Regions from separate parts of the Homo sapiens genome. Here all the other regions are linked to region 2. A link is a loop called in an ENCODE intact Hi-C map of the cell type or tissue named here. Cell type or tissue: heart right ventricle. All regions are shown on one strand. Region 1 holds the start of CCL3-AS1 (CCL3 antisense RNA 1). Region 2 has its middle 12 kb from the start of CCL16. Region 3 holds the start of LOC101927369 (a long non-coding RNA gene). Region 4 holds the start of CCL18 (C-C motif chemokine ligand 18).

The links. A loop is a pair of places that touch in the nucleus more often than their neighbours do. Peaks named below come from ENCODE experiments on the same cell type or tissue, not always from the same donor. Only the 100,000 strongest peaks of a DNase experiment are listed, where the experiment ranks them.
Region 1: a loop joins it to region 2, with 3 times the contacts of the local background. A loop is called at or near these places in 57 of 110 quality-filtered maps.
Region 3: a loop joins it to region 2, with 12 times the contacts of the local background. A loop is called at or near these places in 89 of 110 quality-filtered maps.
Region 4: a loop joins it to region 2, with 2.1 times the contacts of the local background. A loop is called at or near these places in 57 of 110 quality-filtered maps.

Annotation. Positions count from the first base shown.
Region 1 is chr17:36,070,141-36,075,140 of GRCh38, reverse strand. It overlaps CCL18 (C-C motif chemokine ligand 18), which reads right to left. Exons shown (of 3, transcript NM_002988.4): 2 at 4,583-4,694; 3 at 3,109-4,190. The coding sequence ends at 4,100. It overlaps CCL3-AS1 (CCL3 antisense RNA 1), which reads right to left and starts at 528. Exons shown (of 3, transcript NR_186417.1): 1 at 293-528. In heart right ventricle, a CTCF peak has its summit at 2,429 (motif pointing right); a DNase peak (open chromatin) is centred at 2,440; H3K27me3 peaks cover 16 bases.
Region 2 is chr17:35,967,091-35,972,090 of GRCh38, reverse strand. No RefSeq gene overlaps it. Among named protein-coding and RNA genes, the nearest start is that of CCL16, 12 kb to the left of the region's middle. In heart right ventricle, CTCF peaks have their summits at 2,197 and 2,398 (motif pointing left); a DNase peak (open chromatin) is centred at 2,390.
Region 3 is chr17:36,146,929-36,151,928 of GRCh38, reverse strand. It overlaps LOC101927369 (a long non-coding RNA gene), which reads left to right and starts at 2,885. Exons shown (of 3, transcript XR_243796.5): 1 at 2,885-2,969. In heart right ventricle, a CTCF peak has its summit at 2,779 (motif pointing right); DNase peaks (open chromatin) are centred at 2,286 and 2,798; H3K4me3 peaks cover 432 bases; H3K27me3 peaks cover 334 bases.
Region 4 is chr17:36,062,200-36,067,199 of GRCh38, reverse strand. CCL18 (C-C motif chemokine ligand 18) reads right to left here and starts at 2,928. Exons shown (of 3, transcript NM_002988.4): 1 at 2,791-2,928. The coding sequence starts at 2,857. In heart right ventricle, no CTCF peak of the experiment used is centred here; no DNase peak of the experiment used is centred here.

The sequences.
Region 1 (5,000 bases), 100 kb before region 2:
GGGCGACAAGAACAAAAACTGTCTCAAAAAATAATAATAATAACAATAATAATTATTATTATACAGGAAAATACAGAATGGCAAAGGGGTATATTATTACTGCATTATTAATGTAAAAATTGAGTATAGTGTTGAATAAAGTGAGAAAATCCCTAAGACAACTGGCATATAACAGGAGAGTCTGAATTGAACCCCCAATTTGGGAAGAACATGCTTGATGTGATGTAATCACAGGCAGGGGATTGGTCATCTTCACATATAAAGACAGAATTAATATGAGAAAGTTACATACATTTGGTAGATACTAGTTGGGTTCCAAGGTCTTTCTCTCTTTCTTTCTCTTTTATCCTTACATGATTCTTCGGAAAAGCAACCCCTCTGGTAGTCTGTGTGGTTTTCAGCCCATCAACATTGCTTGTTATAGACATTGATCAGCTGAAACAAATCAGTAAATCCACTTCTCTGGCCACAAAGATGAATTAAGATACAGGTTGGCAAACTTGCTCTGTAAAGGACCAAATGGAAACTACTTCAGGTTTTGTGGGTCATACAGTGTCTTTCACAACTACTCAGCTCTGCTTTGTCGTATGAAAATATGATTCATTCCAGGTAAGGAGTCCTTGCTAGACTGTGGGCTGTAAACAATACAGAAACAAATAAACCCAACTGCATTCCAATAAAACTTTTTTATGGACACTAAAACTCCAATTTCATACAATTTTCATATTTCTCAAAATAATCTTCTTTTGGATGTTTTCAATGACTTAAAATGTAAAAACATCTTAGCTCGCAGGCCATACAAAAACAGGTAGTAGGTCAAATTGGGCCCAATGGCCATAGTTTGCTGGCCCCTGGGTTAAGAGATGGGCTCTTAATCCAAGCCAGCCAGACCAATAAAAGTGGAACTCAGGCTCTTGGCTCAAAATACGAGGATACAGACATTGTCTTCCCAATTTGCTCTGGAAGTTTCTGGAAGCTATTCTGCCAATAGAGTAACTAGGATGAATATAGTAACTTCTTTCTAGGATGAAGCTCTCAAATGCAGGGAGATCAGAAATTCAGAAAGACATGTATAGTCCATAGCGAAACAAGGACCACTGAATCAAGTTTTGCCTGAAACTAATTCTATTTCTTGAAGCTTCAGTTATGTGAACTAATAAGTTCCCTTTATCATTTAAGCCAGATTGAGTTATTTTTCTGACACTGTGACTTAAACCATCCCTAACTAACATAGACTGCAATGTTGTAAGTATGGGTCCCCAAACGTGGAACTGGCTGAAGGCAGTAGCTAAGGTCAAAGTCAGTGGGGATACCTCTAGTTACCAAAATTGCCGGTTACCCCCATGGCCTGTTATATATTCTAAGTCCATCTTCGAGCCAAAGTTTTATCAAAAACGAAAATTCAGGGTATTGGAGACTATTTCTTGCATCAGTCTTAGTAAGGCCCACTAAGAAAGAAATTAACTTACTTTGAAACTGATTCTTCTGATAGCAGAGAAGGGGAAAAAAAGTAGTTTTTTAAAGAAATGTACTTTCTGCTTGCTGCCTGAAAACCAAGCTAATTAAGAATCCTGTGATCTGGAGCTTGCAGGACTAGAAGAGCAGAATTTTCCAGTCCAAGCTAATGTTAATATAAGCAAAAATGAGGAGGTGAGAGATTAGGCAGGACAGGAAAGCAGGTCCCGAAGCAGCCAAATCCACCTCCTTCTCAGATCCCACATTGTAAATATTTATCTTGATGATAAAATGAATGTATTAGTCAGTTATCCAGAAAAACAGAAACAGTAGGCTATTTCTCTCTATAGATATAGATTGGATACCAATGTTGATATAGATATAAATACCGAGATATTTATTAGGGGAATTGGCTCCCACAATTACGGAAGCCAAGAAGTCCTGCCATCTGCAAGCTGGAGAACCAGGAAAGCCAGTGGTGTGATTTGGTCTGAAGGCCTGAGAACCAGGGCAGCCAAAGTTGTCAGTCCTGGTCCAAGTTCACAGACCTGAGAAGGGGTCAAGAAGGGTAGGTGATGGTACAAGTCCCTGTCTGAGTCTGAAGGCTCAAGAATCGGAAGCGTGGATGTCAGAGGGCAGGAGAAGATGGATGTCCCAGCTCAAACGCAGACAGCAAAGTCACCCTTCCTCAGCCTTTTTGTTCTATTTGGGACCTCAGTGAATTGGATGATGCCTGCCTGCATTGGTGAGGGCAGATCTTCTTTAGTCTTCTGATGCTAATCTCTTCTGGAACACCACACAGACACACTCAGAAATGATGTTTATCAGCTACCTGGGTATCCCTTAGCTTAGTCCAGTTGACGCGTAACATTAACCATCACAATGAACAGCTGTGCTCTTTGTGAAGGTGCAGCTGTATTCATCAGAGGCAGGGAGCTAAAGACGCTGACCTTCGCACTTGTTTCACCAGCAGGGGGCAATGTGGAGTCAATACAATGGGGGAGCCGGTGGGCGGCGGAAGGGATGACCACAGAGCTCCCAGTGCTGTGCTGGAAGAGACGTGTTAAAAACCCAGTTCTAGAAATAACTGTATCTGATAGATTTTCTGCTTATGATTAACCATCCAATGGAATGAACCAAAAATAACTAGATCAGATGCCTTCAAAAATTAGAACGGAGTTGCAGTGCCTCTGAAACCTTAATGCTGGTTAAAAACAGCCTGTGACCCCACACCAACAGTGGTTCTCAAACTTGGCTGTGCATTAACATCCCCTGGGGAGTTTTTAAATTACTGATGCCAGGCCCCCACATCAATCCAATTAAATTCATAACTTTGGAGGTGAGGACCTGGCATTAGAATTTTTAAAAGCTCTCCTAAGTGATTCTAATGTGAATTCAAGGTTGAGAAGCCGTGTTCCACACTTAAGCCAAAGCCCTGTTCTACACTTAAGCCAAAGCCCTGTTCTACACTTAAGCCAAAATCAACAGACATCTCCAACAGGAAACAGACACCTCTATAAGCAGTATTCCTTCTTCAGAGGGTTGCCAGATACAATTTAGGATACCCTGTTAAATTCGAGTTTCAGAAAAAGAACAAATCATTTTTGGTACAAGTAGGTCCCAAATATTGCATGGGATATACTTACACTAAAATAGTATCCATTCTGTATTTTTATTTGCTAACTCTGGCCACCCAGCCCCAAGCCTCATCTCGTATAGTCATGGAAAACATCCTCCCCAAAAGCAGAGTGGAGAACAAAGATAACATTACCAAGGCTTTCAGCAACTTCCAGGTAAGGAGTCCTTGCTAGACTATGGGCAGTATTTGCTAGACTTTTACTAATATAAGTACTTAGCCCAAAACCCAGCACTTGGTAAGACCTCAACAGATGTTAGCCATCATTCTGAGGAAAGCTTCATTTATGAAAATGAGCTTGTGTGCGTAAATATGCATTGCAGCGTCATCTTGATATTCATTTAAGTAGAAAATTTTTCTATCACATTTCAGTTACAATATGGTTTATAAACTAATGGTGTCTGTTTCAACTTTTCAGGAAAGTATCTCCAGGGAAATGTCTGGTATGACTGTAGAAGTACTTGGTCCCTATCTTGCTGTTTCTGCCCCTTTTCATATTTCCCTACTCCTCCCCCAGAATTCCTCTCAGTCTGTGATTCCGATTAGTGAAACAAAATCAACAGAGTCGTCACAGTGAGAATGCTGGTTTACCTTTTATATAATAAGTACTGCCAATATATTAAAAGGTGGTGCTGAGCAAAACCATTCAATAAAGATTTGTCATTTGATACATATGGCACAATGTCTGCTGAGAAAGCTAATCACACTGATTGATCCATGCATTGAATGTACGAAGAGTTGAAGGGAAAGGGGAAAGGATGATAAAGACAATGTCATGAGATGTCAGAGAAAATACTAATTTCATAATGCAGCTCAACAATAGAAATCAATTTCAAAATGAAATATGATGCATAAACTAAGATTAAAGTTAGTTAATGTGGCTGGGCATAGCAGATGGGACTCTTAGAAGAGGTAGCCTCCAGGGTGGCAGGGCCATTGCCCTGGCTCAGGCTCCTGTTCCCTCCTGGGCCCACCAAGTTCACTGGGCCCTCGCAGCTTCCAGGCCCCTCAGGCATTCAGCTTCAGGTCGCTGATGTATTTCTGGACCCACTTCTTATTGGGGTCAGCACAGATCTGCCGGCCTCTCTTGGTTAGGAGGCTGTGGAGAAGGGAGGAAGAGTTAAGAACTGACGAATTCATCAGGGGAATCCTGTGGCCCCTGCGTCCTTCTCTGTCCCAGGCATCTCAGGGCCTGTCCTCGTGCCCGTAAAATTTCCCCTTAACTTCGGGGTTCACAGGCCTTCCCCAAATGTCTCAGATGGGGTTCCTCAGGAAGCAAACTTCCTGTTGTCATGTCTGCTCTCTTCCCTCTGCCCAGGGGCAGGCCCTTCAGGACTCTGCAGGCCCCAGGCCAGGTCACAAAACACTGCAGGGGCCTCCCCTGGAGTCCTTTACCTTGATGGGCCTTAGAGAGCTGAGTACTCTGAGGGGACCTCACCCCAAACCTCCCATCCTCCCTCCCGAGGGGTGGGCAGGAGCACTGGCACTTACATGACACCTGGCTTGGGGCACTGGGGGCTGGTTTCAGAATAGTCAACTATGAACTTTTGTGGAATCTGCCAGGAGGTATAGACGAGGCAGCAGAGCTCTTTGTTGGTACCAACTGCAAGAGACAGGACAGAAAGATCCCAAGTCATTGTTCACAAGGCAAGCCAGCTGCTCCTGGTCCCTTTCCTTGAGAGTCAGGAAGAACTGGGAGATATCACCGCTTGGGGTGGGGATATAGGGACAAAGAGATCCAGAAGGAAGCTGGCATTTCTTCTTTTCCCTGACATTTTAATTTCTGCATCTTTCTCTTGGTGTTTCTCATTCTCTGGCTGTCTTGGTTCTGGGTCTCTATGTCTCTTTACTGGAAATTTAGTTTTCTGAGCAAACTATTTCCCATCCCATCTCTCCTTGGGGAGTTCCA
Region 2 (5,000 bases):
ATGAAAGATTGGGGTCATCTGACTAAAGAAGCAATAGTTCAAAGCCTGAGACCTCCTTTTGCATGACCTGGTCTCCCTGGAGAGCCTGGCCTCCATTCATGTATCTTTGATTCTCGCCAAGGAGACTTTGAAGAAGGAATGGGCAAATGCAGAAAGGGACCTCAAATCTCTCCAGAGCCTGGTATTTATGAGCCCAGTTTCCTCTTCTGCAAAATGGCGCTGATACCTTACAGGGCTGCTGTGACAACTGCCAGCTTCTGGTACAGGATCTGGAACAAACATCATAATAAAATGGAAAACAGTATTAATCTCTTAGCAGCTAAAGCAGGAATTCCTATCATGGAGGAAATAACCTTTGTTAAGAAAATGAATTGGCAACCCTGGTTAAGGAAGGACACTCCCCCAGGACATGGAGCTGAGACTTCACAGGAAGGGCTGAAGTTGTTCCAAGCAAACCAGGAGAAACAGCTTTGCCCCTGAGAGCCAGAGGGGAGGGAGACAGAGGGCTGGAGAAGGGGATAGAGGCTGTGCAATGAGCGGCAGGACTGCCCTCCTTCCTGGAGTCCTCAAAAGTGCCATCAATTATTTTGCTTCCTGGCCGGCGCAGTGGCTCTTGTTTGTAACCCCAGCACTTTGAGAGGCCGAGGTGGGAGGATCACCTGAGGTCAGGAGCTTGAGACCATCCTGGCCAACATGGTGAAACCCCATCTCTACTAAAAATACAAAAATTAGCTGGGCGTGGTGGTGCATGCCTGTAATTCCAGCTACTCAGGAGGCTGAGGCAGGAGAATCCCTTGAACCCAGGTGCTGGAGCTTGCAGCAAGCCGAGATCATGTCACTGCACTCCAGCCTGGGTGACAGACCGAGACTCCATCTCGAAAAAAAAAAAAAATGGAGATGGAAACACCAACAATTACAGGTTATTGGGAGAATTACACTGGTTAACATAAGTAAAGTGCCTAGTATTGGACCTGGCTCACAGCAGAGATTGGGTGCTTATGGGTTCCCTTGCCAGAGAAACGCTGCTTCTGTCTTGCAAGTTCTTGCTGGAAGAGGCAAGACAGAGTCAGGTGACACTTATCGGTTCCCACAACTACAACACAAATGCTGATGGAAAAGGAATCATGTAATGAGCAAAAGAATCAAGAAATCACTTGAATCAAGAAACAGTTATTTCCACCCCTAGCACACACTCAGAACTTCCCCCTCGCTCCTCCCTTGCATTCTGATCAAAAAATGAGTCTTAGCCGGGCGCAGTGGTTCACACCTGTAATTCCAGAGCTTTGGGAAGCCGAAGTGGGCAGATCACCTGAGGTCAGGAGTTCAAGACCAGCCTGACCAACATGGAGAAAACCTCTCTCTACTAAAAATACAAAATTAGCCAGGCATGGTGGCACATGCCTCTAATCCCAGCTACTCAGGAGGCTGAGGCAGAAGAATTGCTTGAACCCGGGAGGTGGAGGTTGCGGTGAGCCACGGTCGCACCATTGCACTCCAGTAGCCTGGGCAACAAGAGTGAAACTCTGTCTCAAAAAAAAAAAAAAAAAAGTTCAAAGAGATAGTAAAAAACCATAGTAATTTTTTGCTTTACTGCAGTTTTCAAAGATACATTTTTTTTCATAATGTGGCACCTCTTCAATGTTGGCAGAATTGTCTTTTGCAGGGAATTCCAGGAGACTGCAGATAACTAATTACCATGAGAAGGTAGTCATAAATATGGTTAATGTCTAACTGGTCAGGACTCTTAACATCAGTTTCAGTCAACTTGCTACAGCAAATGTAATCTTCCTATGAAGTCTCTTAAGTTCTCCATCTCTATTTAGCCAGGAGGTGGAGCTTGCCGTGAGCCAAGATTGCACCACTGCACTTGAAACTCTGTCTCCAAAGAAAAAAAAAAAACAAGGAATCCTCCCTGTCCCCTCCAGATCATATGCGTGAGGTTTCTCATCCGAGCCACAGAACACAGACAACTTGTGACTGCTTTCTCAGTTCTCCTAGGATGATGCATAACCAACACCACTCTGGATGCACAGGAGGGAGGTTAACCCATTACATCTACTGCTTATCTTAAGCCAGTTCAAAAAGCCTGTCTCAGGGCAGGGGCCACGTCTTCGAATTTACCCTGTTCCCATCCAGGGCCCTTTGTACCTGGGGGGCCTCACTAAATGTCTAATCATGAATTTCACACTTAGGCATGGGGGCAGGGGTTGGAAGTCAATGTGATAGGGCCCCTTGGCTGTGAGTGAGGGGATCAGTGCAGGGATGTGTCTCCACCGAGATGGCAGTTTAAGCCAGGTCCTGGAGTGTGGATTTAGGTCTTGGAGTTCTGGATTGAGTTGCTGAAAAGCAATTGCTGTCTTGACATGATTTTAGGAAAATTAGTGAGCAGCGCCACCCAGTGGTTAAAAGCCACAATGACTTATCTCTCTGTGAGCTCATTGGGCTGGCTCGTACATAAGCCTAGTTGCTGAGATAGCCCCTTCCTGGTGTGCACACCTTCCACCTTCCCACCTCTCCTTGTATTCTCCCCTTTTGAAGAGAGCTGAGGTATTCAGTACACAGTGAGGGCACAGTGCTTTCAAGGAGCTTTCCTTCCCACTAAAAGTGGGAAGAGAGACCACGCACAAACATACACATCATCAGGTTCTATAACGAAGAATAGAGCAGAGTAAAAGTGATGGCGAGGAGTACACAAAACACCTTTGTACTGTTTGATAGGACCCACCAAGAAGAACAATTTTCTTTGGGAGGCAGAGGTGGGTGGTTCATCTGAGGTCAGGAGTTTGAGACCAGCCTGACCAACATGTATACAACATGGTGAAACCCTGTCTCCACTAAAAATACAAAAATTAGCTGGGCATGGTGGTGGGTGCCTGTAATCCTAGCTACTTGGGAGGCTGAGGCAGGAGAATCGCTTGAGCCTGGGAGGCAGAGGTTGCAGTGAGCCGAGATCGTGCCATTGCACTCCATCCTGGGCAACAGAACAAGACTCCCTCTGGAAAAAAAAATTAATAAGAATCTGATGATTAAAGTTCATATTAAACTTGTCGCTTCCAGCATGGGAAACTGAGCCCCTCACACACTTAACAAACGGACCATTCTGCAAGTCAAAGCCATCAACTCTAGACAAAAATTTAAAATATAACTGAGAACTTGGGTGACTACACAAAAATGGACAGATGTCAGAGGCACACTGAAAACTGGAACCAGCAACAGGCATTTAGGGAGTTCCTATTTTTTGTGGCCTTGGCCTAAGGGTTGGCTAAACCTAACAGAAAGTTTGTGGGCTGGGCACAGTGGCTCATACCTGAAATCCCAACACTTTGAAAGACCGAGGTGGGAGGATCACCTGAGGTCAGGAGTTTGTGACCAGTCTGGCCAATATGGTAAAACCCCGTGTCTACTAAAAATACAAACATTAGGCCGGGCGCAGTGGCTCACGCCTGTAATCCCAGCACTTTGGAAGGCTGAGGCGGGCAGATCATGAGGTCAGGAGATAGAAACCATCCTGGCCAACATGTTGAAACCCCGTCTCTACTAAAAAAAAAAACACAAAAATTAGCTAGGCGTGGTGGCATATGCCTGTAATCCCAGCTACTCAGGAGGCTGAGGCAGGAGAATCACTTGAACCCAGGAGGCGGAGGTTGCAGTGAGCGGAGATCATGCCACTGTACTCCAGCCTGGCGACAGAGCGAGACTCCATCTCAAAAAAAAAGAAAAAAGAAAAAATTAGCCAGGTGTGATGTCTCTACTAAAAATACAGAATTAATTGGGCCTGGTGGTGCATACCTGCAATCCCAGCTACCCAGGAAGCTGAGAGATGAGAATCATTTGAACCTGGGAGGCAGAGGCTGCAGTGAGCCAAGATTGCACCATTGCACTCTAGCCTGGGTGATGGAGTGCAATGGAGGGAAACTCTGTCTCAGAAAAAAAAAAGAAAGAAAGAGAGAAAGAAAAGAAAGAAAGAGAGAGAGAGAAAGAAAGAAAGACGGAAGGAAGGAAAGAAAGAAAAAAAGAAATTACCATTACCCGGCTTTCCTCCACATACAGGAGTTAGTCCTGTGTAGCAAATAGTTGTAGTTTGCATTTTGATCTAGCCATAACTGTTTCATTTTTCAGAATTCTCAGTGAAAATTCTTTGAATTACGTAAGAATTCATTTGAAGGCCTGCTATCCCTCCAGGATTTGTAAGTTAGTTAGTTAATCATATTTACGAGTTTACAAGCTTTTAGTCATATTATTATTATTATTATTTTTTTTTGAGACGGAGTCTCGCTCTGTCGCCCAGTCTGGAGTGCAGTGACGCGATCTCAGCTCACTACAAGCTCCGTCTTCCAGGTTCACGCCATTCTCCTGCCTCAACCTCCCGAGTAGCTGGGACTATAGGCGCCCGCCACCACGCCCAGCTAATTTTTTGTATTTTTAGTAGAGACGGGGTTTCACCATGTTAGTCAGCATGGTCTCGATCTTCTGACCTCGTGATCCGCCTGCCTCAGCCTCCCAAAGTGCTGAGATTACAGGCGTGAGCCACGGCGCCCGGCCTTTAGTCATATTATCTGTAAAATTAATAAGGGATTTATATTAAATAATCTCTAAGATTTCTTCCAGCAATAAAATTCTGCAATTCTGTAAGTTTCTACAGGGTCTCCACCCATCTCTAGCATTAACTACCTCCTATGCATTTTCAATTTTTAAACTATATAGACAAAATACGGAGAAATATTTCACATGGTAATAAGATCTGAGCAGTGACTGACACCCATATGAACCTTGTTTTATAAAAAGTGTTCACGTACCATCTTCTTATATTCACTCTACAACCAATAGAGCAAATCTAATTTATGGTCTATTTTTAAATAGCCCATTAAGAATGGTTTTTACATTTTTGAAGAACTGTGATAGAAAAAGCAAAGAAACAAAAAGAAATAAGCAACAGAGACCACATGTGGCCCACAAAGCCTAAAATATTTACTATCTGACCTTCCCAAAAAAAGATTTGA
Region 3 (5,000 bases), 180 kb before region 2:
CAAATGATTTAATTTTTAAGATTTTTTTCTGGAAAAATAAAAAATCTTATTTTAAAACATATAATGTTAATGTTAATATTTTCCCCCTTAAAATCTCATTTGATACTCCCATCAAATAAGATTTATTCTTTAGGATTTGAGTAATTCTGGGAATAAAGCCTTAATAAATCAGGAAGGACAACATAGTCATCAAGTGCCTGGGTGCTGCAGACCCTGGTTTCCAAACCAGCTATTTTCTGTCTAACTTCTGCCAAGTTACTTTGTCTCTCTGAGCCACAGTCTTCTTATGTATAAAACAGAATCATTAAAGTTCTCATCTCAGGATGTCATGAGGAGTCAAGCTCTGGGAGCAGTACCTAGCACAGCACAAGCATGACATAAGTATTTGCTAAGTGAATGAATAAAAATTTGATGATCTTTTATTATGCTGCCTGATTTGGTAGTATGTGTTAGTAAATGTTTGTAACTAATTTTATCATCTCACTCTTAGGAATTTTAAAAAATCACTTCTAGAGGTGTACAAAAATACTTGCATATGATCCAGTTCATTTCAGCATTATATGCAAGGACAAAAAATTGCAAACCATTAAAATGTTCACTAAAGGAATGTTGGTTAAATAGATTATAGTAAATTCATTTAATGGAGTATGACATAGTCCTTTAAAAGGATAAAGTAGGTAGATTTGTAGGTTGATAGAAGTATCTATTCACAATTATTGTTAAATGAAAAAATATGTTATAAAAGGTTAGGTATAATATACTTTATATAGCATTAACCTAGTATCTGTGAATATTTTCAAATACAGTCCACGGTGGATATTTCTCTCATGCTACACAGACAGATGAGGGTCAGGATCTTGGCTCTGCCCCTTATTATCTGTAGAACTCTGGGAAATTCATTGAGCCCCTCGGAGCCTGTTTCCACGTGTATAAAATGGTGATAATAACAATTATTCTGCAGAGTTGTTTTAGGTTTTCTTTTCTTGTCTTTTCTTGTTTTGCTTTGCTTTGTTTTGAGATGGAGTGTAGCTCTGTTGCCCAGGCTGGAGTGCAGTGGTGTGATCTCAGCTCACTGCAGCCTCTGCCTCCTGAGTTGAAGCGATTATCATTCCTCAGCCTCCCGGGTAGCTGGGATTACAGGCATATGCCACCACACCCAGCTAATTTTTGTATTTTTGGTAGAGATAGAGTTTCACCATGTTGGCCAGCCTGGGCTTGAACTCCTGGGCTCAACTGGTCCACCCACCTTAGCCTCCCAAAATGCTGGGATTACAGGCATGAGCCACCATGCCTGGCCCTGTTTCAGGTTTAAATGCCATAACCTCCATGAAAATCCCTAGCAAGCAGCAGGTACTCAGGGTGGTGTTTGTTCCCACAGTGACTGTATGTATCTGGGGGACAACACGGGTAATGCATGAGATTCACAAGTCCATATGTAACCCACACATTGTCTGTAAAATTAATAAGTGATGTTTTATTCTTTTCAAATATAAGTAGAGACTGCTGTAAATAACACAAACTCCTATTTAGTGGCATTACTGAATCCATTAGGCATGTATGCAGATACTTTATTACTACAAATTTAGCTATCCTATGAGTAATTTAACATTTCTGATGTTTTAAAAGGGCCCTCATGAGGCAATTTGAAAATATGTATCTAAAGCCTTAATATTAGGCAGGGCCCTGGGCTTTGAATAAAGACTCGTTTTGAGGTCCACAGAGAGGAGACACAAGGCCACAAGATGGTCCCATGGCTAGCAAGTGGCAGAGTCCAGATCCAAAGGATGTCTGTCTGACTCCAGACCTCAGGATCTTAACCCCCACACGATGCTAATGTTCCTTACTGACCAAGGGAGGTTCAGAGAAGGTACATACCTAGTGCCAACTTCACACTACCATTTATCGAGCACTTGCTATGTACTCAATAAATAAGCACTAAGAGCTAGGTGATTGTACAACCTTATTCAAGTCTCAGAACAACCCTACAAGTAGAAACTATTGTCTCCATTTTAGAATGAAAGAGGCTCTGGGAGTTTGATTCACTTGCACAAAGCCACAGAACTAGGAAAAGGAGGGTGCAGGGTTTGAATCGAGTCTATCTGACTTCAGCCCCCCTCACAATGCTATACTGCTGCCAGTCTCGGTGGGGCTTGGACTATGATGACGGCCCCAGAAATGGCTGTCGCTGTCGGATGCCCCCATGATCTCATGTCTCACCCAGCTCCTGCTTAGAAGGCGAGAGAGTGGTTGTGGAGGAAGTCCAGCCAGCCAGCCAAAGATGGGAAACCCCACTGGGACAGAATTTGTTTTCTCCAGTTCGGACTTGGCAGAGAGCAGGAACGCATGGGTCTGAGGTGGAAGAAACGGTCCTGTGGATGAGTCAGCAGCTGCCACAGCAGAAAGCATTTGTGGCCGCTCTGTGCAAAGACGCTGGGTATTTCTTTTGCTGTTATCTTATAGTTTGAGTGGTTTGGAGGAAAAGGCAGAAGCATGTGGACAGCAGCTCCTCATGATTACTTCATTCGGGGAGGCAGCATGCTGTGCTGAAAAGTGTTCTGGCTTTGGTGGCAAAGAGATCAGCTTTGCCATTTACCAACTGCTTGATGTGGGACACATTTCATCTCTCAAAGACCCAGTTTCCATGCATTTGAAATAAGGATACAATATTTACTTCAGAAAGCTGTTATGAAGAGTAAATGCAGATGTGAAATTTACAGATATTTCCACCTCATCTGCTCCAGCCAGTACTGCAGTGGGAAGGTCATGCACTGCACAGTGATTGCCAGTAGATGGCGCAATGGGCCTGCCGCCATCCCAGGCTTTGTTTCTGAACCCAGCGGGAGAGGGAGATGACAGAAATCTTTATTGCAAACTGGGGGACACCATTAGCTACAGTGGCCTCCTGGGATCACCATTTGCAATATAAGCCCAGTGACTTAAAGGAGAGAGTGGAGAGGAATCATGGTAAGGTAAGCAAAAGAAAAAGACATTTTGTTTATTTCTCAGTTTCCTCATCTGTAAAATGTGGGTGCTATAAATCCACACATCATAAAAAGCTCTCAAGATTAAAAAAAAATGTATTTGAAAAGATCTGAAACAAAGCGGGTGCTAAATATGTGTTTCATTCATCCTTTTCCCACTCTGGGGGATTCCAACTTATTACAAAAGATTGCTGAAACATTCCTCCAAACAAGTAAATATTTCACAAACGTAACTGAGGTTTTTTTTTTTTTTTAATGTATGTGACTTAAAATTGTAAACTCAGATGAAATTACACCTACTGTCAAATAGTGAAAAATTAAACTATAGCCAGTATTTTGAGGTTGATCAAAACTTTTTGGCATAAAAAAATGTACCCTCGTAACAGCAATTTGGCAATGTATTTTTGGAGTTTAAAAAGCGTGCATGCTGGCCAGGCACAGTGGCATGTGTCTGCAATCCCAGCTACTTAGGAGGCTGAGGTGGGAGGATAGCTTCAGCCCAGGAATTTGAGACCAGCCTAGGCAACAGGGATTCCTAATTTTTTAGGGATCTCTAAAAAATTAAATAAAATTAAAATGTAAAAAATGCATGCATTTTCACCTAGAAACACTTCAAAGAATATTTCCTGATGAAACAATCAACTGTGCATGGAAAGATTTCATTCTAAGGAATCTTTTGAAGTCTAAATATCTATTGGTCAAGAATTAGTAAATAAAATATGGTATATCTACATGGTGAGAATGATGTGAAACCTTGGGGGGAAAATGAAATTGTAGAAATACATCCACTGACAGGGAAAGCTGTTTACTGTATATTGGTGAGTGAAAAAAAAAAGAAGAGGTCCAAAATTATGTAGAGTGTGATGCCTTGATTATTTTGCACACACACCCCATGGATCAAAGTATGAAAGGACGTGACAAAACATGTAACTATATTTATCTGCTGGTAATGAGATTATGAGCAAGTTTTACCATCTCTTTGTTCTATATATCTGACTTCACTATAATGAATATCTATTCCTTGGGAAATATGAAATGATTTTTCTTTTCAGGATTCTCATACTTGAAAATGTGGGGGTAATGGGTCTTAGGATCAGCCCTTCCCTCAGGAAGGGTGAGAGCAGAAGGAGCCCTCAGGCCTTTGGGGACATTTCTGTCACATTTGTGGGTGACCGCACTACTGTGAAAATCCAGGTATCACCAAATCTTTAATCAGTCTCGGTCAGGCCAGGTGGGGAGAGTCAGGACTCACCTGCTTGGGGATGAGGTTTTGGGGAGGGGGAACAAAGATGTGCCAGCAGCCCTTCCTGATGCAACATTTTCCTTCCTTGTAGTCCCCGTCTTTTCTGCATTGGTGCACACAGATGCCTGACCAGAGGAGAGACCCAATTAACAGCTTTCAAGTATTACATATAGAAAATAACATTTTCAAATGCCCTTTAAGATATCGTCAAAACCATCAATTACCTAGAGATAAATCTAACAAATCTTGTGCAGAAAATTACACGATATTACAAACAAAAATTTGTAGGTACCTTAATAAATGGAGGGATGTGCCGTGTTTGTGGATTAGAAGATTCATTATTATAAAGCTGTCAGTTTTCCCCAAATTCAACAATAAATTTAATACAATCTCAGTCAAAATCTTAGAAGGATTTTTCATGAAAATTGATAAACTGATTCTAAAACTTATATGAAAATTCCAAAAGGCAAGAATAATCAAGACAGTCTTAAACAAAGTTGAGGGACTTAAGCTACCATTTATCAGGATTTATTATAATGTGGCAGTAAATGGAACAGCAGTGCAAGATACCAAATAGATCAGTGTAACAAAAACACACCATCTCATAATTTATGACAAAGGAGCCGCTGTAGTTCAAAGAGGGAAAGAATGCTTTTTCAGTAAAGGTAGCTGGCTTGATTGGCTTATTCATGTAAACAAAAAGGAACCTTGACTCCTACCCCACACCACACACAGAAATCTCTTCCAAATGGATCATGGACTTAATGTGAAAGAAG
Region 4 (5,000 bases), 95 kb before region 2:
TTGTAGGGAGCTATGAATGTTCAATGAATCAAACAGCAGTTAAAAGCCTGGCCCCATCATTCTTGTCATTCCCATAGTCCAGACTTTCCCTATTCCATTCTGTCCATTTGGGTCTGGATCAAACACAACTCGAACTACTTAAGATTCTGGGGTATCATCTTACATGTCACTTCTGTGCAATGGAAACACAACACTAGAAATATCTGTTCCATAGGAGGAAATGACCATGGTGCCATTCACAAATAGATCTGTTCTTGATAGAAGGTACCAGCTAAGCTTGGCTTCTTGGTAACACCAATTCTTGACGTCCTCCTCATGAGTTAAGCATTTCTTAGAAGCACTCCGATTAACACGATGTAATGGTCCTTTTCACCCAGGGTGTGGTTTAAATGTGACTTGTGCTGCCCAGAACGCTGTGGCATGACCATTTACATCACACCATGTGGTCAGAGGAGCTGCAGCACAGCATTAGAGAGCTGCTCTGTGGTGGAAGTGTTAATCTGAAGATCTCTCCTTGTACGTATGACTTCAACACTAACATCTCACCCTCTCTCACTGTCAAAAACATTTCTGCACATTCAGCCCCAACAAGTGAGCAGTTGAGTTGCTCTTGTACATCCTGAACCCCTGGGGGACCCAAGGTACCCCAACATGTACAACTCAGAGCAAGACACCATGCACTTAACATCTTCCCCTCTGGTCATCCCCAGTCTCCAGCTCCTCATGGTTTAGAGTTGCCTGTAAAGGGTTGAGGACATGGCTTGGACCCCAGAACGATGTAGGTGGCAGTGAGTGCCCAGTCCTGTTTTGGCATTGCCTACACTCCTCTGCCTGCCCAACACTGAACAGGTCTTCTTTGGTGCCCTCCATCTCCTCTCCATGGCCCTCAGCTCACAAGTCTCATCTGTCCCGTGAGACTCTCTTGACCCTTGTCCTTTCTTCATTTTAGAGTTGTTTCCCTATGCTCTGGACAGACATTTAAGCCATATCACTTAATTCTTGTGGATTAAGATTCTCTAAGTAAAATCAAAGAACTTCACAAAAGGTTTCAAAATGTTCTGGGCTATTTTCTGAGGACTTAGATATCTAACCTAGATCTGAAAGGCAGGAGAGGGCTAGGACCCATTGTTAGTTGGGAAAACTGGGGCCTAACTCAGTCATTCACAAGATGCAAACTCTGGGTCTAGTTGGTTCCTAGGGTGAGGAAGTGGCAGAGTTCCTTCAGTTCTCCTGAGAAGCTCTACTCCTACAGCGATTTAGAGACGATGGTCTCTTGCTGGGAAAAGTCTCTGTAGACTGAATGAAGTTCCTACCCAAAAGAGATGGAACAAAGGCCAGCCATTCCAAGAGCTATACTCCCTGAAGAGGGAGCAAGGGAGTGAGAGTAAGACAGAGGCAGAGATTTAAAAGAAACACTCAAAGTCAAGGATGAATGCCTGACTTCCTTAGTTCCTTTTGTGCCCTACTTCACAGTCCTGAGCAGTGAGGTCTTCATCAACTTCTTGCTGGTCCCTTTTCAAGAGTGGAAGAAATTTACTTGGTTTTTCTCAGGTTCTGGATGCTGGTTCCCTCACGGTTAAGGCACCCCATTGTCTCCTGCCTCTCTTATGTTTCTCCATATCCACTGCAAATTTGCTGACTCCAGCAGCTGGTGCTCTTACCCTGGCGTAATGTCAGCATCAGTCCTTCTGTCTGCAAATAGGGCATATGGAGGAGACAACCCATGGGACAAGGGACAAGGAGCACGTAAGCACAAGTAGGAGGTGGGAGCTACTATGGACTTTCATATCCAGTGTGAAGGTAAAATGAAGGTAAAATGAAGACATTTCCAAGCAAGCAAAAAATGGAGACTTCACTATCAGAAGACCCACAGTAATGAAAATACTAAGAGGATTCCTTTAGGCAGAAGAAAAGTGATTGCAGATGGAGCTCAGAGATGCAGAAGAATTTAAGAGGACAGGAAGAGCAAATATGTGATGAAAACTAAATGAATATTGACTGTATAAAGTAATTAAAATATATCATAGGATTTTAATTTTAAGACCGCTCACCACTGGTTTTATAATAGGCAACCGAAAATTTGCAGTGCATCTACTGGGAGGTGTAGGAGAAGCAGCAGATGCATGGGGTGTGAATCTTATCTGAGGGAACAAAGACAACAGGAGTTGCTCAGGAGAAGAAGCCCAGGCGGGTCACAAAGGAGCAAAGGGAGACAGCATAGCTCAGAGTTGAGGCCTGCAGGAAAAGAAAGCTGGAAATAATCTGGCTTTTTGTTTGTTTCTCCTTAATTTCCCTAGTCTTGTCTCTCCATTTTAGTCTTTATTTTACGCTACAGGGAATCAAGCTCCCTGAATAGTCTATGCCCTTCTCCTAACTCTCCTTGGGGAATTTTTTTTCTAATAGATTAAATCACAAGATAGCTGAGAAAAGTATAGACATCTTTTATGTTACCCAAGGGGTTGAACTCTAGGAGACTGCTGAGGTCATTGTAAAACTTACCAGCACCAGTGAGAACTAAATAGACCTAGATTCTACCTCACGCTAATAACCCAATGAATTAGACTTCAACCATCTCATTTATCTCAGTAGGATAAAACTTCTCTGACTCCCATCCTGCTGCCCAGATCAATAGACTGCTTTTCAACCTTCTTGAAGAAAACAATGATGTCACTTTGAAACCCCATTTGAGGATCCCTAATTTCACACGAGGGTTTTCAGGCCACAGCACTTGGAAGATGTCGCCTGACTTCTGCCCAGGGAGCCATCAAAGCACATGGATGACAGACTCACCTTGTGCACAGGAGCAGAGGGCCATGGTGCAGACGAGGACAAGGAGGGCAGCTGCAAGGCCCTTCATGATGCTGGGCAGGCAGAGAAGTGGTCAGAGTGAGCTGGGGCTTGGAAACTCACAACTCCTGGCCTCCTTCTGGGGTATGAGCTGTTGTCTCTCCTTTTTATAGGCAGACTGGACCATGGGAACATTGGAGGTGCTGATGCAAGACATTTTAACTATGGTGGTGTCATGTGAGTTCTCAGCCCAGGGTTGCCTATGGTTACTTGAAAGGTTTAGGGTACACAAACGAGTGGTTCACTTGTTGATTGAGGGGCTTATGGAGAAGTTGTATCTCCAGATGGGTGACCAGGAGTTGGAAGCACCCAGGGATTATGCTTAGGATTATGCATAATCATGTGATTATGTTTTCACATGACAGATATTTCTCAGAAATGAGTGGTCACAGCCTCCTTTGATAGAGCAGAATGCTTTAATGGATTTTCACAATTGTTTTTCCTTTTAAGAGAGTCACATGCTTCAATCTTTTATATACAGTTAGGCCTTTCGTGATCTAATGAGAAATCTTCCCCTATCCTAAGGCAATAAAGATATCCTCCTATGTTAACTTGTAGAAGCTTTATTGTTTTAGCATTAATATTTAAATTACAATCCATCTGGAGTTGATTTTTATGTTTGGTGTGAAGAAGGATTCAAGATTTATTTTTTGCCACATGAATACCCAATGGACCTTGGCAACTCATTGGTAAGACCATTGTATAAGTCAGGATTCCCCAGAGACACAGAACCAATGGTGTGTGTATAAAAAATAAGAAATTAGAGAATTGGCTCATTTAATTATGAAGGCTGACAAGTTCCAAGATCTGCAGGGTGAGCTGGCAAGCTGGAGACCCAGGAGAGCTGCTAGTGTAGTCCCAGTTTGAGTTCAAAGACCTGAGAATGGGCAGGCTTAAGGCCCAGGAAGAGATGATGTTTCAGTTTAAGTTCAAAGGCAGGAGAAAAACCTATGTCCCAGTGTGAAGGCAATCAGGCAAGAGGAATTCCCTCTTACAGGCAGGAGGGTCAGGCTTTTTGTTGTATTCAGAACTTCAACTAATTGAATGAAGCCCACCACATTAGAGAGGGCAATCTGCTTTACTCGGTTTATTGATTTCAATGATTTTGTGGTCTGCTTTTGGAATTTCTGTTCTGTTCCAATGGTTTATTTTCCTATCCTTGTGCTAATACATTATGTTAATTTGTTTTTCACTTTGAAGGAGATATCCCTGTATGCCCCTGACAACTGGACTCATAAAACCTTTCCTGAAATGACAAGTCCATAAATAGTTAAAAGATTTATCTCCCACCTCATGGAATACATACGTTTTTTTCTTTGTATTTTTCTTTCTTTCTTTCTTTTTGTTTTTGAGATGGAGTTTCGCTCTTGTCATCTAGGTTGGAGTGCAATGGCGCAATCTCGGCTCACCGCAACCTCCACCTCCTGGGTTTAAGCGATTCTCCTGCCTCAGCCTCCTGTGTAGCTGGGATTACAGGCATGTGCCACCATGCCTGGCTAATTTTGTATTTTTAGTAGAGATGGGGTTTCTCCATGTTGGTCAGGCTGGTCTTGAACTCCCGACCTCAGGTGATCCACCCGCCTCAGCCTCCCAAAGTGCTGGAATTACAGGCATGAGCCACCGCACCCAGCTGGAATACATATGTCTTACAGAGTGTCCAACATATGGCCACTTCTTGTCTATCATGCCCTATCAACATGATGTCACCAATGTAATGGATCAATGTGTTGTTTTGAGAGATACATGAAAATTCAGATCTCTTCAGACTACAGTATGCAGAAGATGAGAGTTAATAGTCTACAGGAAAACTGTAAGTGAATATTTTCCATTCTTATGAATGGGAACTTTTTCTTATCCTCTTTCCTACTTGTTATGGGACAGAATGCATTTGCCAAATCAATAGGTACATAACATGTACTTAATACCTGGCATGTGTCAGTACCTGGTTATAGAAGCTGCAATCAGGTTACTACCTGGTTGAGCTCACAGTGTTCTACAGTCATTCTCTAGGATCCATCCAGTTTCTGCAGAAGCCAGACTTGCAAATTAAATAGATATGATAATAACCATTTTCCTTGCATTTTTTGTATCCTTAAGGGTGGCATTAGTCTCCACCATCCCCTCCACTAGATTGCAATATTGTTTCTAATCTA